2 separate regions of the Homo sapiens genome follow, and region 1 is linked to region 2. The links are chromatin contacts, found by Hi-C in ENCODE. All regions are on one chromosome and are shown on one strand. Each heading gives the region's core, a stretch centred on a gene start or an enhancer-like site at or near the end of the contact. The rest is flanking DNA. Distances are from core to core; before and after follow the strand shown.

What was found. A loop is a pair of places that touch in the nucleus more often than their neighbours do. Pooled maps may share reads with other maps.
Region 1: a loop to region 2 is called in a pooled map, with 7 times the contacts of the local background. The contact joins two enhancer-like sites. A Hi-C loop is called at or near these places in 2 of 37 single-sample maps with no recorded cell type and 6 of 50 pooled maps.

Annotation. Positions count from the first base shown.
Region 1 is chr2:168,189,550-168,196,780 of GRCh38, reverse strand. The region is part of intron 1 of STK39 (serine/threonine kinase 39); the gene reads left to right. Among named protein-coding and RNA genes, the nearest start is that of STK39, 54 kb to the left of the region's middle. Within about 2 kb of position 1,465, at least 9 of the 41 ENCODE cell types and tissues checked have a DNase peak (open chromatin) inside an H3K27ac peak, as active enhancers do.
Region 2 is chr2:168,039,451-168,046,311 of GRCh38, reverse strand. The region is part of intron 14 of STK39 (serine/threonine kinase 39); the gene reads left to right. Among named protein-coding and RNA genes, the nearest start is that of B3GALT1-AS1, 100 kb to the right of the region's middle. Within about 2 kb of position 3,856, at least 2 of the 41 ENCODE cell types and tissues checked have a DNase peak (open chromatin) inside an H3K27ac peak, as active enhancers do.

The sequences.
Region 1 (7,231 bases), core at 216-2,715, 150 kb before region 2:
CTTCTTGTCAGCCCACATGTCACCACCTGAGAGAGGCTTCTCTGACCACCATAGCTCAAGTATTGTCCCCACCAATTTTATTTTTGTCATAGCACTTAACTGCAATCTGAAATTATTTATATTACCCTTTTGTTTTTGAGACAGAGTCTTGCTCTGGAGTGCAGTGGCATGATCACAGGTCACTGCAACCTCTGCCTCCCAGGTTCAAGCAATTCTTCTGCCTCAGCCTCCCGAGTAGCTGGGATTACAGGCATCCGCCCTGCTAATTTTTTGTATTTTTAGTAGAGATGGTGTTTCACCATGTTGGCCAGCCTGGTCTTGAACTCCTGACCTCAGGTGATTCACCTGCCTTGGCCTCCCAAAGTGTTGGGATTACAGGCGTGAGCCACCACACCCAGCCATTTATGATACTTTTAAATCCATATCCCCTCTCACATAAAATGTAAACTCTAGGAAGGCAGATACTTTTTGCTCTGAGCTTCCTTTCTACCACCCTAAATAGCACATGGCACATACTAGAAGCTCAGTGAAATATGTTCAATGAATAAACAAGTACATATTCTTCATTATTGTATAAGATGTAAATTGAGGTGATCATGTAAACCATAAATTGAGGTTCTTTGCAACTCCAAGATGCTATTATTCTTAGTGTGAGGAAGGCATTATTATAATTATTACACATAATCAGTAGATCATATGTGTTTGATAACTTCTTCCCACTCCATTCCCATTTATAGTGGTAGAATTCCTTTCTTTTCCTTTTGAAATGGAGTTTTGCTCTTGTAGCCCAGGCTGGAGTGCAATGGCACGATCTTGGCCCACTGCAATCTCCACCTCCCAGGTTCAAGCAATTCTCCTGCCTCAGCCTCCTGAGTAGCTGGGATTACAGGTGCCCGCCACCACGCCCATCTAATTTTTTGATTTTTAGTAGAGATGGGGTTTTGCCGTGTTGGCCAGGCTGGTCTTGAACTCTTGACCTCAGATGATCTACCGACCTAGGCCTCCCAAAGTGCTGAGATTACAGGCGTGAGCCACCTCGCGCAGCCAATAGTGGTGGAATTCTTACACTCATCCATTCATTTTGTTCTTGTTACTCTAACTGGATGGACTTAAGTATTATCTTTGGCATGTAACAAAGTGCAGCTAATTGACACATCAGGAGACTGAATCTGAATCTTGGGCTTTTACAGAGATTGAATCTGAATTTTGGGCTTTTACAGGATTTTCATTCACATACTGTAGCTAGTAGGCTACAGCTTAGAGTTGAAACTGAAAAGCATGGCCACCGACCAGACTTTATTAAATTATGTGCAGGAGAATTATCTTGGCAGCAAATGAGGCAAATCAATGGTAGGTAACTGTCTTTTGGTGGTTTTGTTTTGAGACATGGTCTTGCTCTGTTGCCCAGGCTGGAGTGCAGTAGTGCCATCGTGGCTCACTGCAACCTCAACTTCCTCTGCTCAAGCGATCTTCCCACCACAGCCTTCCAAGTAGCTAGGACTACAGGTATGTGCCACCATGCCTGGCTAATTTTTAAAAAAATTTTTGTAGGGACGGGGTCTCATTTTGTTGCCCAGGTTATGTCTTCTGAGAGCTTAGAGTTCAAGGTAGAAACGTTAGTTACAAAAACTTGACAACGAGGATGTAAAAGTGAATACTTCCTATCATTTGAGTAAATGAAAGAGAGAGGAAATAAAGTTCATCTGTGAAAATGTCAATTTAACAAGTACTTATCAATCTAATCAGCCTAGCTGTTAAAAAAAATGTAAATGTGTGACTGTAAGTCATATTGAAACTCATGCTATCCTAAGCAGCTCTCCATCTGCTTCTAGTTAGAGATGTGTCATACATCTGGGGACCTGGGCCTCAGGCTGTGAGAAAGTAGTTTCAATTAAAAAAAAATCAATACTTGTAATGGTTTTCTTTCTTATAATATCATACCCAGTAACTTGTATAGGTTGAATTTAGACATAGCGTTATAAAGTTTATTTAATGTGAGTATGACTGGAGGCTCAACATAAGTTGAATAACAGCAGATGCAATCAGCTGGCTGTTCAGCTTTGTTTATATCTTTACCCATAATGTTTGAGGTATCATGTTTTCTGGATTAATAAAATAAATTTCCAGATAAATAAAGTCCAACTTAATTTCAATCCTAGGTGCTGGAAATAATTCTGAAATTTAATTATGCCTTTTGTACTAATTTCTACTAAGGCAGGCATTGTCTTCATCTTTCATTTGTAGTGAATTTCTGAAAAACCCACCCAAAAAATCAAATAATAAACTTACATGTTATGAGATAGAGGGAATGTTGAATCTTCATTTTTGTTTTTATTTTACTTTAATTAATTAATTTATTTTGAGACAGAGTCTCGCTCTGTTGCCCAGGCTGGAGTGCAGTGGCGTGATCTTGGCTCACTGCAACCTCTGCCACCCAAGTTCAAGCTATCCTCCCACCTCTGCCTTCCGAGTAGCTGAGACTACATGCCTGCACCACCATGCCCAGCTAATTTTTATTTTTATTTTTTAAATAGAGAAGGGGTTTCGCTGTATTGGCCAGGCTGGTCTTGAACTCCTGACCTCAAGTGATCTGCCTATGTCGGCCTCCCAAAGTGCTGGGATTACAGGCATGAGTCACCATGCTAGGCCAAATCTTCATTTTTGAATAGCCCGATACACATACATTTCTGAATTATTATTCTTTGGAGTGGATCTGCTCCTTCTGGATGCTTGCAGGCGGGCGAGACCCTTCCCAGGCTGGCACCTCTTGTCCCTGACGCCGAGGCATCTGCTTTTCCATGCTTCAGGCCTCCTTTCCAGTTCCTTCCATGGGGGCCTAAACTCGATTCCCTTATTAGGAGGTGGGTACCTGGCCCCTTCGGGGATAATTTAGGGAAGTTATGCCACCTCTGTGGTAGCAACTGAAAATGTGGCCCATGGACCAGCAGCATCACATCACCTGGGAGCTTGAGAAATGTAGAACTCACCCCTGTCCCATACTAACTAAATAAGCAGCAACGTTTTCACAGCACACCCAGGTGACCCCTTATGTTGTCTCCACATCTTTCAATACAACACAGTCCTAACACCTTAGCCCCCAGCCCCAAGACTAAAGGAGGGAACATTCTCCTGATGTCCTGCCAGGCTCCGACTCATGGTATTGTGGGATCTGCAGGTGGCCTCACTTAGGAGAAACTCTGGGCTGGGGCTGCTGGAGGCAGAGACTGCAGCATGCTGCTGCTTCCACCGGGGCTTAGCAGGTGTTCCGTGCCCTTCATGAGGGTGTGTCTTAATTTTCCTTCTCACTCAATGATGTTCTCAGGGCCCCCTGGGGTTGCCAAGACACTACTTTTCACTGCACTGGACATTTGTGTTCCTGCAGTTCATATCCTCTTCCCTTGTGGCTCTTATTTTCTGCCATCATTTCAGACTATGGCATCATGCCCCTGCTTCTGGGTGAGAGTGTGTGAAGAGGGGGGGGAAGAAAGACTTCTACCATGCAGAGGGTGACCTGACTTCCTGTATTGCGGTTGTAACTTAGGGGAGGGCCTCAGGTTGTCAGAGGAGACAGGAAAAGCAGGAGTTGGGTTATAAGTGCAATCAGATCAGATGGAGAGGTGGCATTAAAGTGAATGGATTTTCTTTTCCTGTGTCTGTGAGTAGGAGAAATGTTTTAGTTACTTGCTGCATCATGGATGTGGTAGCCAGGGCTGTTTAATTACCTGAGAAGTGGGGCTAATTGTATCTTGAACAGTGAGTCACTTTCCTGGCATAATTTTCTCTGTGCCCAATCATTACCATATAAAAGTTGTCAGTGCTGGCCCTCAGGAGTGGGATTTGAAGAGGGGGAGTTAATAGGAAGCTGGCAGGAGCTGGGGCTGAGTGGGAGCAGAGCTGATCATAGGGAGGTGGGGATAAGTAGGCATTTTCTCAAAAGGTTGTAGTGGACCTGGTTCTAGTTTCTATCCAGGTGTCTGGGATAATCATGTGGATACTATTAACCCCAACAGTCAACATTCTTAAACACTTCAGTGCTAGACATGTACATTTATATTATTATGTTTACATGTATAGTCTCATTTAATATTTACAGCCCTCCTGTGAGGTAGATGCTATTGTCATTTGCTTTTTGTAGTTGAGCAATGTGCAGCACAAAGCACACAGGCAGCTTGCCCAAGGTCACATAGCTTGGGGCTGTGTGACCCCAGACCCTCCGTCATAACCATCACTCAATCCAGAGGAAGTAGATTGGGGTGGAATGGGGCGGGGTTTGGAAGTACAGAGCGAACATTTGGAAAGTGTTAGATATTAAAAAGGATCATTTTAGGAATTGTGTTGGAAAACAGAGTGAAATGAGAATTTTTTTTAAAAGCCTGGCTATTGTTAATGGAGCTTGGAAAAGCCCCAGCCTCGTTTTGGAGCTGGTGGAGGTCACACTCCCTTGGCTCCTTATTAAGTGATTTCCTCTAAGCTCCAGATAGACCTTCCTAGAATCTGCTTGTGGTGTTGGGTTGGTAGTCAGCAGACCTCCTTCCATGTTCCTTCTTTGCCTGCTGTTTCCCTGTTAAGCTGTGCTAATGGGGGCACCAGGGGAATTTTGGAAGGCTGTGGGAGGGAGAAGGGACACGCTTCATCCTGTTACTGTTCTTGTCAGCTTAGCTTCGGAAAGGGTCTTTCCCTCTGCCAGCAGTAATTGGTTTCCATTTCCAGTTTCCTTCTACCTCTTGGAACCAGCCTTCTGCCACCCCCTGAGATGCCATCCCAGTCCCATGTAGACCTTCAGAAAGGGCTCCTCTTCAGAGGTCAGGGTCCCAGCCCTGTAGGTTTCCTCCTAAATGTGTAGAGTCTAATAACCACCACCTCCTCCCTTTGATTCCTACAGTCCTACCCAAGGAGTGGTAGCTGCTTCCTACAGCTTCCTGAGTAACTCTGTGTTAACTCAGTCTTTTCCATTCTCTAGCACCTGTTGAATAAGATCTTCGTATTAAATAATATGTCGCATTACATAGTATTGCTTCCATTTTCCTAATAGCCCCTGACTGATTAATTTCCCCAAGCCCTAGAATCCTGGCAGAGGTGTGGCGAGAGAAGCTGATACGCAGGAGGGAACCATGGTTCTCAAATCTAAGGATATGGGTGAATTGCTGGAGAAGCTAATTAAAAATGCAGATCCCAGGCCTCCAGTTGCAATAATTGTGATTCAGTAGGTTGGATATAGGGTTAAGAATCTGCTTTTTAAACAGACATCTTAGGTGTGGCTGATGTGTAGTTATCCTCTTCCTGAGGCTTTGAAAAAATCTGCCCAAATCCAGGGCCTTCCCATGGGGTTATTTCTTGACTCTGGAGTTGTTGTACTGGGGCTTAGACACCAATTTTAATTTTTTTTTTAATAGGGCGTGGGCTGTGGATATGCTAATAACCTTTGATTGAAGACCACCAAGGTTGTATATTGCCCCTGGAGGCTGAAAATCCAACCCTTGTTTAGCCCACAAGCTCTGATGCAATTAGCTGGGAGAAAAGAGCTTTTCCCCCTAACTGGGTATTGTCCGCATGTCAGGCCCTGCACTCCGTTGTGTCCAGTCAGAGGGATTCCTTTTTCTTATTTATGCAAAGCCAACGTGCCTATAGCTGCAAAGAAGGGATGGAGTGGGACTGACCTGGAAGTAGGGACTGGCTCTTCTTTTTGCATATAGAGCCCTTCCCATTTACAGGTGGCTTGAGGTTGAAGCAGTAAGGAATCAGAAGCCACCACCACAGCATACATATTCAAACCAGGACACTTGTACCTTTTGGCCTTGCCAGTGGGTGTATCCGTTTATCTGTGTGAATAGCAATAGACATTTCTTTGTGGAATGTTTGGCTTCCATTTGGTTGATTTAATCAGTAAAACAAGTGGGTTTTGCTGGGAGGAGGTGGATTATCCCTTCCAAGCAGAACAGGAAGTTTTTCAATATTGCCAGATCGTTGGACTTTGAGTTTGCAAGGGGCAAGGACTTCAAAGTGACCGTTTACTGACTATAAAAGTCAGATTTTCTCAGTAGGAGTGTGTCCAGCCTACAGTCTAGTGCCTGATGCAGTGTTCCCTGACATGGATTTCGAGGGCTGTTGTGGGCTCTTGTCTGTCCTTCATGTTGTTGTTTAGTGTTTTATATCATCTCTCTATGCTCACATAGAATTATTGAAGTCCCTAGTTTATATTAGCCTGCCACATTTCGTGTGGCCCTACATGCTGAGCAGGGGCCAGTGGATTCAGTTTTTAAAAATTGAAATTCGGATGGAACATTGCTCTTCAGAATGAGCTCTCCTATGAGACCTGACTTTAGAATTGAACTGGATGTTCTGCAAATCAGAAATGCCTGAAGGCAGAGAGCTTCCCTAGGCTTGTACCTTGAAGTTAACTGCCACATCCCCCACAGCGACCTACTTAGAGATAACACATTGAATAAAAGTGCTCTTCCCCTTGCTTTAGGTTATATAGCCCACCAGTGCCTGCTCTCCTCTGTGTAGACCCAACTTGGAGCACACTTCATCTGCCTTGTCTGCGGGTGTCTTCCCCAGTGATGGGCTGATGTGCATTCCATTCACTTAGCCAACACTCTTGGAGGCCTCCTGTGTTCCAGGCAGTGGTCTAGGTGGAAGGGCTGATTCTAGGAATAATAAGGCCGGAGGAGACCGCTCCACAAGCATAGAAGTTCTAGGATGAAGTAGGTAGAGAGTCCCTGCCTGGGAATGGTGAGGAAGTGACTAATTCTCCTTGGAGTTGTTCAAGAAGGCAACATCTCAAGTGATTCATTCATAGCTCGGGCGGGCTAGGTTGTCCTCTCTTCTCCCTATACTCCCCATCAAAATGAAGTAATCTTTTTCTTAGAAGGTAAACAGCTTCACTGGCAGAAAGGTTATGTGTTTTACTCCAGGTTGCATGTTCGTCAGTATCAATATTAGGACTAAAATCCTACAATAGAGTTTTAGCTTTGAGGGGCTGAACCTCTGAGTAAGTGCTCTTGAGACTAATGTTAAATGTTTTTGTTTTTAAACCGGCAAGCAATCATATTCCCAGAGTGATTTTTAAAAAAATCTATTGTGTTTCATTAAGAAAACAAAAATGCCTAGAAGTAAATTCCAATATTAATCACGTTGAATTAGATGGAAATTAGAGTCTGTTCTTTTTTAGCTCCTTATCTCACACATGCAACTCATCTGGTGGCTGGCTTGAATTTACCTAGACTCCCTA
Region 2 (6,861 bases), core at 2,607-5,106:
TTACTGCAACCTCCACCTCTCAGGTTCAAGCAATTCTCCTGCCTCAGCCTCCCACATAGCTGGGACTACAGGCATGCACCACCACGCCCGGCTAATTTTTTGTATTTTAGTAAAGGCGGGGTTTCACCATGTTGGCCAGGATGGTCTCGATCTCCTGACCTCGTGATCCGCCCGCCTCAGCCTCCCAAAGTGCTGGGATTACAGGTGTGAGCCACCATGCCTGGCCATCTTGCTAGTTTTCTTTTCCTTGCTCAGGCAGTAGGGGTAGGGTTGATCGATATGTCTGCTCCCTAAGCAGGTATTGATCTGGGGAATGAGATGCCAGCCTTGCCTCCTTGCCCACTCCTTTGACCTGTGGAGTGCCTCTCTGGGGGACTCCTGCAGTTGTATTGGTAGTGGGGAGCCTCAGTACACACCCTAGACCAGTAACTCGTGAGGGTTCCCTGTCATTCTTTACCCCTTCCCCATATTTTCTTTATAAAGATAGGAGTTGGAGGAGTCAGATGTCGTGGTTGGGGCTAGCATAGCCATTTTGGCCAATTGTTAATAAGCCTTAAAGGAGTAGCATGATATTTGCATCAATCTTTAGAATATGGGGTAGCTGATGTCTGGTTATTTTTAGCTTAGCATCCTAGGAACAGTGCTAGGGTGACAGGAAAAGATTCACCTAATATCCACTGTCACAGTCATTCTTCTGTACGTCTATTGAACTCCTGCTGGGCAAGTTACCATGGGAATATTCTAAAACATAAACTTTGTCCTTGAAAGATCTTATATTTTGGTTTAAGAAAATAAGGATATAAACAGAGAAAATATTGAATAACCATATAAGACAGCATGTGGAGAATAGTTCAAATAAATTAAATTGAGAATAATGGTGTCATTTTTCAAATATCAGTGTCAACTGGGGTGGACGGCTAAGACTGCCTCTGGCCTGCTGCAGGGGGTGTGGGGGTGGGTGAGGCAGGGGGCCTGAGTGTTTCTGTTCTAGAGGATGCCTTCCAGCTCTGTTGTGTAGCTTCTAGCTGTGCTCTGCAGGTTAAAAGAAGAGGAAACACCCAGGGTGTGGGAGGAATGGAAGAAGAAATGTGAAAATGTACCAAGGCACAGGTTTAGGACTAACTTGATTTTTTTTTTAACCAGATTAAATTTTGAAATAACATCATTATATTCTTGTTTATAACTTTTTTTTGGTCACTTATAAGATGCAAATGAACAATGTTGGGTTTTTTTTGGTTTTTTTGTTTGTTTGTTTTTTGTTTTTTTGACTTGTGCCTTTACTTTCAACAGAAGTTACAAGGAGCTTGCTGTTCACTGAATGCTTTTCTTTCTCTTCTCTGTTATCAGGTTGATTCCTCTTCAGTATAGTTACTCATTTTTTCCTGTACTTACCTGAAAGGAGAATGTAATTAACCACTGTCTTTGGCAGTGGGTCTGTTGGAATTATTACCTGTTTGGCCCTTAGTCATGGTTGGTTGGTTTACATTCTTGGTCTCCTTTCCCAATCTTATTTGTCTTCTGTGACCCTTGCCCAGCATGCAGTTGGCCTCTCCTTCCACTGCAGACAAACAGGTCTTCGCTCACCTTCCCAAAAAGCTGTCACTGGTTCCCTTGGGTTTGCCTCACCACAGTGCAACAAAGTGCATGAATTTGGGTATTTGTAGATTTGGTGCAGTGTACATTTTAATCTTCTTCTTCTCTTTTTCTAAACTCCTGGTCCTTTTATACTTTCCTTCCTGTTTCTTAGATAATTATTAGAGGCTGATCTTTTCAGTGTTAGCATCTTTCTTATAAACAGTCTTTGGGTCATATTTCAGTATTTTATCAAGCTTACTTTAAGGACAAATCAAGCTGATGCCCAGTAACCTCTCTTAGGCTAGAATTGACTTTATGATGTTCAGTAAATCACCATGTTTAAGGACTCCAAACTTATCGTAGTGGCCTTGGACTTCAAGTTGCATATTGAGTGATAAGGAAAGGACCATATATCTATTTTTCCATCCTAATCTCTACTATGTTATTGGTGTTGAAACTGTAGAAAGGTCCATTAAGTCTAAGGTTACCTTAAAGGGAGGTTATCTCTGCTGTTAAAGTGACAATACCCGTGATATACTCAACAGTATTGCAAGGATCTTCCCCTTTCTCTCAAAAGTCAGCTATTGTTATTTACTTGTGCTGCTGCCTACTTCATGAAAAAAAGGAGCCATATAAAAGTGATACATTTTAACATGTTGCAGAGATGAACAAGGGCTTTCACACAACCTCCCCAGAGAAAGGAATAATAATTATTTTGATAAAGTGCTGTTCTATTTGAGAGGTTGCTTTCCTCTAGCTAAATCCTCAATAATAATGCCTACATCTATTATTGTTCTAATATAAAGAATTGCGAGTGTAGGGAATTATTTTATATAAAGAGATTCTCACTCTAGGGAATTTCTATACTGGATAATCTGCAGCCTCCTGAGTGCAAATAAAAAATGGAAATTAAAATCCTCTAGCTTTGAAGCATACATAATAAGGCTGCTGCAAGTACGAAGTCAGAAATTGTGAGATGATCAAAATCTTCACAGAGTAATATGTGCTAATGACAAAGTTCAGGTCAGAAACCAGGAAAAGAATTGAGAAAGGGCTATGGTTGTGTTAGCAGCCTCCTACATCTTTGTTGGTGGTCAGAAATTGTGCCTGTGTTGTACTTCTGAGTTAGTTGTAACCTATTATATTCCTCTTTGCTGTGTCACTCCTGCAAGGAGAATTTGCAGAGAAAATTCACATTTGCATTGCTTCTGTGTTTTAAAATTTAGAAGCAGCTGCAACATGATTTAATCAAGTAGGGAAATATCGTTTAACTACATTTTGGGGGTTGTTTGTTTGCCTTTTTGCTGTATATACACACTTAATTGATTCTGTTACTGGGGTTTGTATTTATTTTCAATTTAAAAATTAGGAATCATCAGCCTCCAGATTACTTGCCTCTATTAGTTATTGATGAGTGATTTTTTTTTGCCATCAATGAGTAATAAATAGAACACCTCAGATTAATTAATTCCATTTGTTGAATTGACCTTTGTTTCAGACACTGTTCTGGGGGTATAAAATGAATAAACCAAGTTAAATGATAAAGGAAAACATACTCTGATTGCTGAGTAAAAGGTGGGCTTTGAACTGTATTTTGTATTCATAGCCGTCAGTCAGGTAGTTGAAGATTGACTGGGTAAAGTTGGGCGGTGGGGACGGAGGGGCCAGGTAGATAATAGTTCTTAACTGTGGGTGTTAGGGACCTAAAAACTCAGATTAAGCCTGTAGCTTCCCCCTCCTGCCCCTACCAAATACATATTTAACATTTACATAGTATTTTGCAGGTGGTTTAGATAGGTTTACTGATCCCCAGAAACCCATCTATGGACCCTGCAAAGCTCCAAAATTAGAAGGAAGGTGGCTGGGTGCAGTGGCTCACTCCTATAATCCCAGCACTTTGGGAGGCCAAGATGGGTGGATCACAAGGTCAGGAGTTCAAGACCAGCCTGGCCAAGATGGTGAAGCCCCATCTCTACTAAAAATACAAAAATTAGCTGAGCATGGTGGCAGGCGCCTGTAATCCCAGCTACTCGGGAGGCTGAGGCAGAGAACTGCTTGCACCCAAGAGGCAGAGGTTGCAGTGAGCCAAGATCATGCCACTGCAATCTAGCCTGGGTGACAGAGCGAGACTCCATCTCAAGAAAAAAAAAAAAAAAAAAGAAGGAAGGAAGATAGAATTAAGATCCTTCAAACCTGTTGTTACTGTTTTTCCAGGAATGCCCAGACTCCATTGTAACCCCTACCTTTGAACTGGGCTAACCGGACTTAAATAGGAATTGTGCCATAACCTATCTCTTTGTTGTTTTTAATATACAAAGTAACAGTAGAAAGTTAGGTTGAGTATGAAGATGATTTTTAAAGGGAGGGCTTTTCCGTAGAGAGATGGACAGAGAGATACCCTAGAAATATTTAGAGGAACTGAAAGTTGAGTAAGCATTGATGTAACCACATGATATAAATGAATGATTTATTTTTACCTTGCCTTGTTCCAGAGAAGATTTAAGGTGACTTACAGTATGAAAGCATAAAGTAGGTGAAGTAAAATGAAGCTAAAATGAGATTTTAAAAATATCTTGAGAGTGGAAAGAGAATTGGGCAGGGAACCCAGAGTGATATAATTACAATCACTGAGAAGAAAATTTAGCCTTCAGCTTGTTAGCAACCAGGAAATTATAGTTGTCTATTTAGTCCTCCTCTCTTGACAAAAGTAGACCTATAGGATTAAAAGATTATATAGCGAGGCAAGCTTTTGCTTGATACCAAATTCAAGTGGAATTTATCTCTTGGTTCTTTCTATAAAGAACCTTGGATAACATGGCAGAGAGCTTGACCTACTGTTGCAAAAAATGTTCTTGAGTTATTTTTTCTTAGATTGACACTCCTTAGAAGTCAAGGGCTTATCTTCATTGAATTACAGCATACAACATAAAGTAATTTCTTCAGAGCCTAAACCAAGTTCAGGTCTGTTTTCTTTCCACTGATCAACTCTGAGAGAAGATCTTGAGCTTAAAGTTAAGGAAATGTTTTTAGCAGGGAAAGAATAGCAGTTAGTCCAAGTTAGGAGTTCTGACCACCATCTAAAGTACCCATTTGCTGTATGTTGACTGAAGGGAATTCTTAGGTTTACAGATCAGATGAGTAACTAGCAGCATTACCATTCTCATTGGAAAATTCAAAAATCTGATGTCACTTAGACAGACGAGCCTCCACTTGCAGACATACTGTAGAGAAGGAACTTTGGGGATAGATCATGCATTTTTTTTTTTAAAGAGCCAATAATTCTTTCCCCAAATATACAGTGGACAGCATACTTGTAAACCATACAGTATAGGAGAAGTGATATTAGCCTGGGCAAATTACTTTTCAAGTAGGTGTGATCAATGGCTTCCTTTCCCATAAACCTTGTGTATCCTTTGGAACTTTTATTATTTTAAATAATATAATAATATTTTATAATAATAAATAGAATAATATTATTAATACCTCTCCAAGAGTTGGACTTTAGGAGTTGGAAGGATTGCATATTTTTTAATTATAGCAAATATTTCTCACCAGCAATAATATTAGTTTTAGCATATTAATGTTAAACTTGTTAAAAACACAGCTCCTCCTGGACACACCTGCTGAGGTCAGATCCCATGATCTTCTCCCTAGACGGTAAGCTCCAAGTGGGCAAGGACCAGGTCTATTTTGTTTACTTCTCTATGTTCCATGCCTCGCACAGTGCCCTTGATTCCCATAATGCACAAAATTTAAAGAGGCATGAGTATGGGACCTGTGTAACTTAATGGGTTAACAGTTCCATGTACTAAAAAAGAGAGAAACGTCACTTTATGTAATTCAGTGACTATTTTTTTAAGTGCTTACTCTATAACAAGGCAGTGCTGTATTAAGTGTCAAGGGAAAAGAACCCTTAGCTTTGGAGAGAAGATAAACATATACAGAGATAGTTTCAATGTTATGGGTTAAGTCCTTGATAGTCCTGGGGTTTCAGAAATATAAACATTTTGTCAATTAAAGGTATGAAGATGCCATATGCTTGTATTACTTCCTTATGAAAATGAAACTTCATATAATTATTAATTAAAGTCTATATTTCACTTAAAATTCTAGGTGAAGAAATCTGGATAAAAAATTTATTGGGAAGGATTTCATGTTTTGAACTGTTGTCCAGTGAGGTTATATGGCAGTAATTTTCTCCAGTAGGGAATTCCTAAAGTTATCCCATTTTGAAGAAGGTATGTATTACATTTTTCATCCACATGAAGAAGATTACACTTGAGAACTTAGCGAAAAGCATTTGTTGAAGCCCATTACTCAGGGCAAGAGCTACCTAATTTTTGTGATTTATCTGCTATGACGCTTTTCAACTTAAGGGTTTATATTTTCCTTTTTTTGTGTAAAAAGAAATACTTGGAACCTATGGTAATTTTTTTGGCATCCTTGTTGATTCAGCCCTTTTGTGGTTAGTTTTTTCTTCCTTTATTTTTTCTATATCTGTCCACCTGTACATTTATCCAAATATATATATATATTGAGCAACAGTTTTATTCTCAATGTTAGTAATATAAAGATGAACAAGGCAAAAACCACAGCATACAATCGGCTCACTGTGAGGAAGTCATTGAGTAATTTGTAGATCGGAGTGCGGTGTTGACAGGCATTGTAATGTACAGGATGATTGAGGACCAGAGCCCAGAGATGGTACTGAGTTCTACCTAGAGTAGGGTAGGGAGTCTGAGGTAGGGATAGAGAGGCTCAGGGAGGCTTCCCAAGGGAGGCAGTGCCTGAATGGGACATTTCTTATTTGGTTGTATAATATATCAGCAATACCTTTATCTAAAAATAAATTCCTGGGTGGTGAATAATAGGTTTCTTACCTTTCTTTTAGCCTTCTGATTTTTAAAATAAACTTAATTGCAGTATAATTTATATATAATAAATTGCATCCACTTAGTACAGTATGTTTGATGAATTTTGACAGCTGTGTACACCCGTGAAGCTATCACAGTCATCAAGACACAGAACATTTCCTTCTCCCTGAGAAGTTTCCTTGTGTCCCTTTTGCAATCCATTCCTCCCTCCACCTCTGGCAAAGGCAGTCACTGATCTGCTTTTTTTTTTTTTTTTTTTTTTTGGAGACGGAGTCTCGCTCTGTCGCCCAGGTCGGACTGCGGACTGCAGTGGCGCAATCTCGGCTCACTGCAAGCTCCGCTTCCCGGGTTCACGCCATTCTCCTGCCTCAGCCTCCCGAGTAGCTGGGACTACAGGCGCCCGCCACCGCGC